Linked DNA regions of Mus musculus: region 2 is linked to region 1. The links are chromatin loops, found by intact Hi-C in ENCODE. Cell type or tissue: gastrocnemius. All regions are shown on one strand. Each heading gives the region's core, and the rest is flanking DNA. Links, peaks and the distances in the headings are about the cores only.

What was found. A loop is a pair of places that touch in the nucleus more often than their neighbours do. Peaks named below come from ENCODE experiments on the same cell type or tissue, not always from the same donor. Only the 100,000 strongest peaks of a DNase experiment are listed, where the experiment ranks them.
Region 2: a loop joins it to region 1, with 2.1 times the contacts of the local background. A loop is called at or near these places in 6 of 42 quality-filtered maps.

What each region holds. Positions count from the first base shown.
Region 1 is chr7:98,740,287-98,745,658 of GRCm38, forward strand. No RefSeq gene overlaps it. Among named protein-coding and RNA genes, the nearest start is that of Gm19656, 16 kb to the left of the region's middle. In gastrocnemius, for the core only: no CTCF peak of the experiment used is centred there; a DNase peak (open chromatin) is centred at 3,255.
Region 2 is chr7:99,138,724-99,144,044 of GRCm38, forward strand. Uvrag (UV radiation resistance associated gene) reads right to left here and starts at 2,421. Exons shown (of 15, transcript NM_178635.3): 1 at 2,111-2,421. The coding sequence starts at 2,227. In gastrocnemius, for the core only: no CTCF peak of the experiment used is centred there; DNase peaks (open chromatin) are centred at 2,563 and 3,332; H3K4me3 peaks cover 3,022 bases; H3K27ac peaks cover 3,548 bases.

The sequences.
Region 1 (5,372 bases), core at 131-5,130:
GACCACAGGGCAATTTACCTCACTTCAGTTTTTAAAGGAAAAGCAATAACACAGTCTGTGCAAGGATTATTTACTGCCCGTTTATAAACATCAACAAAGTGTGGCCAGACCTTGGGGGAGGGGTAGGAAACTTTCCACTCCACCTTACCCCACCCCCACCCCCGTGAATGCCCAAGTCCAAATCCACTTCTTGTGATGCCTTCCTGTCTCCCAAGCTCAAACTCCCGGGTGGCCTGACCTGATTGGGCCAACCCAGTGGCAGATGTTACAGTCCCTTGCAGATGTCAGCTCATTTACACATTTCTGAGCTACAGGGCTCAGGAAGTTGATCCACAGACCAAGATCCCACAGCTCTGAGAGAAATTTGAGCTCAGGGCTGTCTCCTCCCTCTAGGCCCTCTGTCATTGCTGACTTTGAGGTACCCTGGAGGAAGAAGTTACACGTTCTGGTGAGAAAATGGCACGTGTACTAAGTCAGCCTAGACCCAGGGAAAGCCTACAGATTTGGGAAGGGGGAGGAGAAGGGGGTGGGTGTGGCTCAGAGGAAGAGGGGGATCTTCATTCCCTGAGATTGGCTCAGGGTGGTGTTACAGGAGGGACTGACTGCTGAGCCTATCACCCACCCTCAGCCTGGCTTCTCTCATAGAGAACCAGCAATGACTGGAATAATAATGAGAGTTGGGGAGAAATTTGCAAGGCACTTTCATCAGATCTCTGATATTACAGGAGCTGGACAGCATCTCTCTTTGAGGCAAGAGGAAACCAGAACGCAGAGGTTAACTTCCCAGCTGCAGAACTCTGCTCCTGGATTCAAACCCTTCCCTTCTAAGCCCAGCCCTTCGCATCCCCACCCTGTCTGGTCTAGTTTTATCATCTCATCAGCCCAGGGAACTTCCTAATGCATTCAACATGTATGTGGAGCATGGGCTGCCTGCTTGTCTTAGTCTCTAGGAGATGGCCTGGAATCTCTGTGTTGGCAACTGTCCCCACACCCCCACACCCCCCCGCCCCCGTGATTACCTTTTCTCTTTCATTATAATTTAGCTTTGAGACGGGGGTCTCATATAGCCCAGGCTGGCCTCTGACTTGTAGATGACCTTAAACTCTTGATCCTCTTGTCTCTACCCCCTGATTGCTAGGATTACAGGACTGTGTCATTATGCCTGCTTTCACCTGGTGCTGGGGATCAAACCCAGGGCCTCATGCATGCTGAGCAAGCAGTTCATGAACTTAGAGCTACTTCCACAGCCTCCACTGCAGCTGGCCTTGGCCTGTAAAGCAATGGGTTCATTGTGACACAATGAACTTCATGTGTGCACCTGTGGTACCTCACTCTTGACTATTTTCTTACGCTCCTCCCCCAGGCTCGTCCCCTCTTCTCTCATGGTCCCCATCTACATTTATGCTGCATTTTCTAGATCCTGGATACAAAAGAAGACACAGTGCTTGTCTTTGCGCTTGGTTATTCTGCATGTCATAATGATTCCCAGGTCCATCGTTTTTCCTGCAGGTACAACTGAACAAGAATAACCCTGTGCTCATCTGCTCACGGTGTCTTCACGCATTCATCTATAAGAGGCCAACCCCAGGATTTGCTTGTTGTTACTAGTGTCACTGTAAACACAGATGTGAAGGAATTTTAATTACATGCTGGCCTTCAGTCCCTTTGAGTGTTTACCCAGGAGAAGCACAGCTGGAGCACATGACAGTTCTTTTTAGTTTTTCCAGGAACCTCCATACTGACTTCCGTAGTGGCTACAATCATTTACAATCCCATCAGCAGTGTATACAGTGGTTCCCAACCTTCCTAACGCTGTGACCCTTTAATACACTCCCTCGTGTTGTGGGGACCCCACCCCTGCCATAAAATATTTCGTTGCTACTCCATAACTGTGATTTTGCTGCTGTTATGAGTCGTTATGTACAGGATATACAGGATATTGACATGTGACTCCTTCTCGACCCACAGGTTGAGAACCTCTGATGTAAGAGCTCCTCTCACCCCATGCCTGTGCTCTTTCTTAGTTGCTTTCTTGATGATAGCTGTCCTGAGGTGAGACGGATTCTCCTTGTAGTTTTGATCTGTATTTTCCTGACAGTTACAGATGCTGAACACGCGTTTGTGTGTGTATTGGCTATCCGTTGTGCTCATCTAAGTGTGAGCTACCCCTCAGCCTACAGCGCTGCCAAAGGCGAAGTGAATAGAGCAGGCCCTTCTCTCTGGCCTTGGGATGCTTCAGTTTCCCAACTGGGAAGTGAGCACAGTAACTGGACTCAAGTGGAAGTGCCTCTGCCCAGCCACCTACACAGAGGAGTGCATACCTGCCTTCCTAAAAGGCTGCCCGCACAATGCCCCCCCCCCACAATCCTCCCCTGCCACCACAAGCAATCATGGTCAGTCAGCACAGGTCAGCATGGCATGTGATGAGGATGGGGGCTCTTCACTTCCAGGTTGAGGATCAGTAAGACTTGGAGGGGGGCTCAGGGTCACCTCCACAATCCACTGAGACGCCCCATCTCCCACTGAGGACAGTGGGGTACCAGGGTGCAAGGTGCTTCCTGAGGTCTTGAATCCTCCACACCCTCTCCTCCAGCCCCTGAAGCAGCCAGTAGATGTTCTTGGGCTTGTAGGGATGTGTGTGTGTGGGGGGGGGGCAGCTTTTCAGTGCACCTTCTGTCCCGACCACCAGAAGCCCTGGTATCCATACTGCACAGTGTGGGGTGTGCAGGCCCAATGGGTGGGTAGGCTTTTTTGAAAACAGTTAAGGAAAGTTTTGAAAGACAAAGAATTCAAAGGGCAGCATATGCAAAGACCAAGAGGTGGCCTCTGACAGATGTGTGTCACTGTGCATCATTGAAATACTGAGTTTGGAGGGCAGCACGCTGGAAAGAGCCGACCAGTTTGTGGCCTTGGAAAAACTACTAGAGAAGCTGGGCTCTCCAGTCTTCACTTGACAAGAATGAGACCCAGTGCCTGGGGCCAAGGTAGCAGCAGTGGGAAATCAGAGAAGGAGTGGGCTTTTCCACATAGACTGGCTGTGGGGCCAGAGAGAATGAACTGAACAGAATGGAGGCTCATCCCTGGAGGAAGCAAGGGGAGGTGATGCTTTCCCACACCGTGTGCTCCTGGAAAGAGCTGATGTGCTCAGAGTCCTCCTAGAGGCCTGGGCTGAGGAGGGGCCAGATGTGCTTCAGTCCACAGGGATTTGGGTCCAAAAGCCTGAACCTGGTGGGCTTTTCCAGATGGGCAGTAGGTGGCGCTGTAGCTCTGTACATGCAGTCTACTGGACTAGGTTACCTGCCCTCACCTGAGGGTGGGTGAGGCCCTCTAACTCCAGAGCCCGTACTTTGAGAAAGGATGGATTGTGGGGACCAGGGGGAGGTGAATGCCCCCACTCCTGAAGCATGAAAGGCCAGTACTTTAAAGCCTCTTGAGGACAGTGGTATGAGCTTGGGGCTGGGCCTCTGGGCTCTTCTGGCCCTAGCTCCTATTTCCCAGATGGGGAAACAAGGTCCAGAGAGGAAGGGGCTGGCCTGAGTTACTGGATAGGTTAGTAGAATAGGAAGGTTCTAGTGTACCAGACAGGGAGCTCCTCTATCACCCAGTCCCTTCCTCCTAAGTCGGTTTGCCACCATCTCTCCATTCCTTTCCTCACCATCTGCCAGGCTAGGACAGAACTTCCTACACACCTCTCCCCCAACTGTAGGTCTTTTCCATAACTGTTAATCAAAGTCCTTCCCCCACCCCCAGGAGGACATTTTTACTATTGATCCAGCCATCAACCTCTTTTGCTAAAATCTTTTCTTGACCAGGTCACCCATAGGTTTTCAGCCTCTCAGGAGGGTCCGTGACAGATACCCACGTCCTCTTAGCATGCAAATCTGCCTAGGTCCCCTGGCCTGGTCATGCTTGTCCCCATGTCTCCCCCCATCACTGATATGCTCACAGCATTGTCCTACAGTCAAACTGCTGCTCAGCACCTGTGACTTAGTGGGGGCTGCCTTGGGTCCTCCTCGGCCTGTGACACACTGTGTACCTGAGTGCCCTACCTGTCTCCTCTGCCAGAGCACTCAGAGCTCTGACATCTAGTTCACCCCCATTCACTGTCACAGGGCTCAGCGCAGCCATGTTGGATGAGCAGCGTCCTAGGAACACCTTGACACCGCCTACCCGGCCAGGCTCTGTGCCCCTGTGTTCCCATGCAGCCTCTGGCAATCTGGTGAGATCAGAATGGAATTATTGTCTTGGCTTTCCTGAAATGAAGACTCACCCCCAGGAGAGCATGATCTCACTGGTACCACAAAGCAATGTGTGATGGAAGTGGGCTCCACACACTGCCAAGTACTGCAAAGCCAGGGAACATGACTGAAGGGATCCGGAGCTCAGTGGGTCATCCTGGGGTTTACAGGGATGGTATGGAGCTCTGGTGGCTAGCCGAGGTTCCTGCAGCAGAGTGCCTTCAAGAGGTGAGGTCTGAGGCTGGAAAGATGGCCCATCAGTTAAGAACTTACATTGTTCTCCTAGAGGACCCAGGTTGGCTTCCCAGCACCCACATTAAGTAGCTCATGACTGCTTTCACCTCGGGAATGACTAGCCCTGTGAACACCTGTACTCACATGTACATAACTACCAGCATGTACCAACATACACAAAATCAGAAATAAAAATAATTTTTAAAAAAGTGAGGTTCTCTCCTTTTCTGTGAGCCCCATTGTTTAGAGGCAGGCAGGCACCTTGGCAGACCCGGGCATTGATGACACTGATAAGGGACCTACAGCCAGCTAGAGGCCAGGGAACTGGCAAGGTCCAGGGGCTGGGATGTTCTTGGTCTGAGATCTTTCCAAGAAGCCCTGCAGTGAGACGACTGGTGCCACAAGGCAAGGAGGGAATTGGTGATTTAGCTGCCCCTGCATAGAACAGGCAGGACACAGCAACAGGCTGGAGCAATTTACTTCTGAGAAGCTCAACACAGGCACAGGAGAGAGTAGAGGCTGCCAGAGTGGACTCAGGCTTCTGGGTCTTGGAATAAGTGATAGGAGGACCCTCAGCTCAGGATGTGACTCTGGTCCTTTAGCTACCAATTAGGAGACTGGTAGTCTGGAGTTTCCCATGGCGACTCTAGGTTCAGTGTCCCTGTAGTCCTGAGCTATGAGAAGCTAGAGGTACGGTGTTGTGGGAAGCCGCCCCCACATTCGCCGTTACAAGATGGCGCTGACAGCTGTGTTCTAAGTGGTAAACAAATAATCTGCGCATGTGCCAAAGGTAGTTCTCCACCCCATGTGCTCTGCCTTCCCCGTGACTACAACTCGGCCATGGGCTGCAGCCAATCAGGGAGTGATACGTCCTAGGCGAAGGATAACTCTCCTTAAGAG
Region 2 (5,321 bases), core at 1-5,000, 400 kb after region 1:
AGAGGCAAGCAGACCTCTTTGAGTTAGAGACCAACCTGGAGGAGTGGGTAGACCATAGCTATTCATCAACCACGGAAAAAAAAAAAGGTTCCGGATTAGGTACATAAATTAAAATAAGGCAAACCAGAGGCACATGCCAGTAGTCCCAACCACAACTCCCAGAAGCTTAGGAGGCATAGGCAAGCGTTTATGAGTTCAAGGCCAGCCTAGTCTATATAGTGAGTTCCAAGATACCCAAGGGCCTTATAATGAGACCCTGATTAAATAATAATAATAATAATAATAATAAATTAAATTTTAAAAAGACAAACCATACACCTTATACATAATTTTGTGGGCTTTCTTGGGCAAACCCAAATCTTTTCCAGAAGCAGATAAGGTAGAAGGAGGCCAATACTATTGGAACTTGTATTATAGAGTAAGTTAATACGTTAATCAACAAAACGCCTATTTTAAAAATATTTGTTTCCCCAAACTTGTGCATTTGGTCTAGAAAGCAGAATTAATATCAACCACAGAAGGAATGTGTTTTTACATAGGCTGCCTCACAGTCCAAGGACGACACGCCCAGAAAAAACTTTAAGTGGCATGCCAAATCCTCACGCAGCACCCAGCTGACACTTAGGACACTATATGCCAATCTAGAAACTCGACCAACACTAACAAATGGAGTTGAACTGTGTTGAACCGGCAGTTGGCTTGGATTAGTTCTTCTAGTTTTGAACCGTTATTGCTAGAACAGGCTCTAGTCAGGAAAACATGCCTTGTTCTCTTCTCCAACCCGCCATGCTCTCACAGCTTCCCTAAACTATGCCCATCTAGATGCCCAATTTCTCCAGGCGGCTCCTAACAGTGCTCACTATTGCTTCTCCCAGCAGGCCCTCACACTCCACCTCCCACACAGGCAAAAATTCACATTAATGCCCAATCCACAGACTACTCTCCCAGCCACCCTCTCATCCTCTCCCACGACCTGGAAACGCAATACAAGCCTCATTCCTTTCCAACTCCTAATATTCTCCAAACTCCCTCTCCAATGGCACTACAAAACCTGGGCACATGCCTTCTGATTTGCTAAATTCTCTCCTACTACAGAGCCTTGCTTCTGCAGTTAACGTTGCTTCCCTACTCATCCGGCACCTCATCCGGCACCGGGTTGGGGGGGTGGGGTGCAACATTGCTCTTTCCTTTACATTCCGATGCACTCTATGCCTGGCCCTCTCTCCCATAGCCTCTGCGCTCCTAAGTGGCTCCTTCCTGTCTCTTGCAAGGATGGAAAGTTACAGAAAGGGTCTGAGGGAGCTCGTCCTGTGGACCGTGGTGGAGCAGCTGCTCTCAAGTCTAAAGCAAACTATTGCTGCTGAGCACAAGCTGGAGTCAGACTCTGTATTTGGAAATCCATCCCCACCAGAAACACTAACAGAGAGGCAGTGAGCAAGCTTGTTCCTAGAACTGAGAAACCGGGACAATAAAACCAGCTATCTCATGGAGTTGTGACGATTCAATGCTCACTTTGCACAGACCCAGCTCGGTAACCTCTCCATGACTGACAGTTTCTCCAGGTCCTCTTCAATGCTAAGGTTCCTGCAGAGTCTCCCCGAGGGACTGAGGGAGGCCAGTGGAAGATGTACTGATAGGCGGGTGTTGCCAAGAATTTTGTCAGATTCCCAAAGTCAGTGTTCTCTTGTCCTTATTACACACACACACACACACACACACACACACACACACACACACACACACGTGAGATACAAGCTATGAATATTTACTTCAAATCCTCCTTCCAGACACTCACCCGAGGGAGTGGAGTGTGCCATGAGGATCTGAGATTGGAAAGGAAACCCCAACGTCCCAAATACCTTCCTCAGGAGGAGCGGAAGGAAGCACCCGAAACGCTAAGAATAAGTGCAGAAAACCGACTCCTCGATCGGGGAGCGAAAGGGAAAGCGCGGCGGCGGCCAGCGGGGCAGGGCTCCCCGGCGCCTTCTTGGAGGGATGCGGGGGTCTGAGCGCGGGAACGGCCGGGGAGGGGGCTCCTCCTCCTGTCAGCCCTCCTCAGCCCTGCGAGCCCCGCCAACCTTCTCCGCCCCCCGGCTCGCGGCCGGCTCACCTGCTGAGACGGCAGCTCCACATGCAGGGCCCGCGCGGGGGCACCGGACGTCAGCGCGGCGGACGGGCCCGGGGGTGGCAGGGGCACCGGGCCCCCGAGCGAGGCGCAGGAGCTCATCTGGACCCCTGAGCCGCCGAGCGGCCAGGTGGGCAGTCCTCCCGCATCGGCCGCTGCCTCCCGAGCTGTGATTCGCAGAGCCCCTACAGCCTAGAAACCGGGCACCGAGAGCCCCAGCAGCTCTGCGCCCGCGCTGGCCACCGCCGCTGGCTAAGGAAGAGCCATATTACCGCAGTGCAACCCCTCCACCCGGCCCAGAGCTGGCGTGCTCATTGGTTCCGTTTCTGAGAGGGCGGGACCCGGTGGCGGCCAAGGGACGTGCTATTGGCCAGTGGGCCCGTCCGTCGTCGGCCGCAATGGCTAGGGGCGGAGGGACTCTAGGATGGCCTCAATTGCGTCTGTCAAACCCGGGCTAAACCTGGGGCGTAACTTCTCTTTGCCTCAGCCTAATTGGCCCTTTCCCTATTGAGGGGTGTGGTCTCCTAGGGAAGCCTCGTGGGCTATTGCTCTAGAGCGCTGTCAGTTGTCAGTGAAACAGGGACGGCTTCTTGATTAGGTAGAGCGCGCGCCTGGTATGTCGTGTCACGTGCAGAAGTCTGGAGAGTCACCTGATTAGTGAGAGTCAGTCCTCTAAGCCACTTCCGCCCTAACCTAGTTGCTATGGTAACAGAGCCTCCAGTGGAGGGCGGGGACCCGCTTGGCACCAGCTGAGTCGGGATGGATGGATGGTCTGACTTCCCGAAGTGTTCTCATCCACGTACAAAAAAAAAAAAAAAAAGCCACGCTTTATGACTGAGAGGGGGAGCCGCCACCGAGCCGCGATCACTGAGACCAAAGATCCATCGGGCAGTCCACCAGCTCTTCAGTGATCCACTCAGACCTGCAAGTCCACGCCCCTTCTAGCTTCTATAACTAGTAAGCTTAGCCACAAAGTGTGCCAGCCAGCCAAGAGACTGTCTCACCTCTGCTGGTGGGATGCTTATGCTCTGCCTAGAAAGCCTTTACTGCTTGTGACTAACGCTTGCTTAGCCATCGTATTTCAGCTGGGGCAGGAGTCCTTCCAAAAGACTTCTCTGAAACTCCGAATTAGGAAACTTGCCTTTACCACAGACCTGCTTATTCTATTGTGTTGTCTTTGTTTGTTTACTTGCTTTGCGCGGGGGCGGGGCGGGGGGAGGGGCGAGATTTGGCTGACCTGCCACTCACCATGTAGCTCAATCTACCTCAGCTCCCCAGGTGCTGGGACTACAGGAGTGTGCCACCACAGCAGCCTCCACTTTGTCTTTTAATAGTCATTTAACACACACAGCCTCCCCGAATTCAAACACTCATATGTGAATTCCTCAACCAAAAGACCTTGTCTGATTCGTCCCTGGATCCGCATTGCTTGCAGATAATAGAGAAATGAATATGAAGGTACAGCTCAAATGCCCTCCCTTCCCTGAAGACTTCTTTGACCATAATAGCAGCTACAGCCATTGCTTCTATAAGTAGCACTGAGTCATTTTGCAGAATATTGATTCCCCCGTCCCCATAGAGTGTGAATTTCTCCACCACCTGGACTGTTATAGCTGAAAGAACACAGTGTTCAGAGAGGCAGACACAACAGGAAGCAGGCAGTTTGGGATTCTGACTGCCACCTTCTAGCTTTGTCACTGAGCAGGTCAGCTCCCCACTGTCTGTCCATGCGCTGAATAGTACTGGTGTCACTGAGGGGGGTGGTAGGTGGGCCAGTATCTGTGCCCATGAAGACTCCAACATATAATAGATGGATTTAAAATCTTTTACTGAGTGGGAAGATGTATATATAGCTCAATGGTTGAGTAGATGCCGAATATTCACAAGGCCTTGGGTTCAATCCCTAGCACTATTTAAGAATTATGTGTATCTGGGCATGATGGCACATGCCTTTAATCCCAGCACTTGGAGGCAGAGGCAGGTAGATCTCTGTGTTCAACGCCAGACTGGTCTGCAGAGTGAATTCCAGGACAGCCAGGATTACAAAGAGAAACCCTGTCTCAACAAACAAACAAACAAAGTATGTGCACATGTTTGTGTGTGTGGACACATTTGTGTACACAGGTATGCATGCAGGTATGTGTGTGTGTGCAGAGATCAGAAGTCAGCCTCAAGTATCGTTCCTCAGGAACCGTCCATCTTGGGGTTTTTTTTGTTGTTGTTTTTTGTTTTGTTTTGTTTTGTTTAAAGATGGAGGTCCCTTGTTAGCCTGGAATTTACAAAGTAGAGCAGGATGGCTGGCCAGTGAGCCCTATGGATCCTCCTGCCTCTGCCTCCCTAGCTCTGGGGTTAGAGGTCTGCACTGCCATGCCCAGCTTTCTCATCAGGATACTGGGGCTGTTATTCAGATCCGGGTAGTTGGACAGAATGCACTTTACCGAGCTATACCCATAGCCCTGCCCCCATCTTAAAATAAATGGTAAGCATATTAACTTTCAGGGGAAATGAGTTGCATCTGACCTTAGGAATGAATTGCTTTGACGTCACAGTCTCTTATTTTGAAACACAGAGCAGTTCCTCATGGCTGGAGCCTCAGTGTCAGGTATCTGTTGAGAAGTGAGCAGTTGGGAAATTCCAAATCATGCCTAGTTCAAGCCATACAATGCCAAGATCCAGTGGAATTTCACAGAAAACATTTCTGTCTCTAAACTGTGCTTGTTTGCCAAGGCTGCCCTATCAAATTACCACAGACTTGGTAGCTGAAAACAGCAGAAATGTATTCTCCCACAGTTCAGGGTGTCAGCCCTCCTTGTTCTTCCAGCCTCTGGTATCTCTCAGATCCTTGGCTGCATAATTGCAGTCTTTGACTCCTCTTGACATTCTCCCTCTTCCTGTGTCTTCTTTCTCCTCCGGGGACATTTGATATTGGTTTTAGACGCCCCGTTCATACTTCATCTTGGGATCCTTTGTTAAGTGACATCTACAGAGCCAGGCAGGGTAGCTTATGCCTGTCATAGCAACATGCAGACAGTTGTCATGAATGTAATGGACTACACAGTGAGTTCCAGGTCAGCACGGGCTACAATATAAGACCCTATCTCAAAAAAACAAAAGAGAGAATGAAGGAAAAGGGAGGGGAGAGGAGAAGAAAAAAATATCTATGTAAATACCCCTTTTTTCCAAATATGGTTATAAT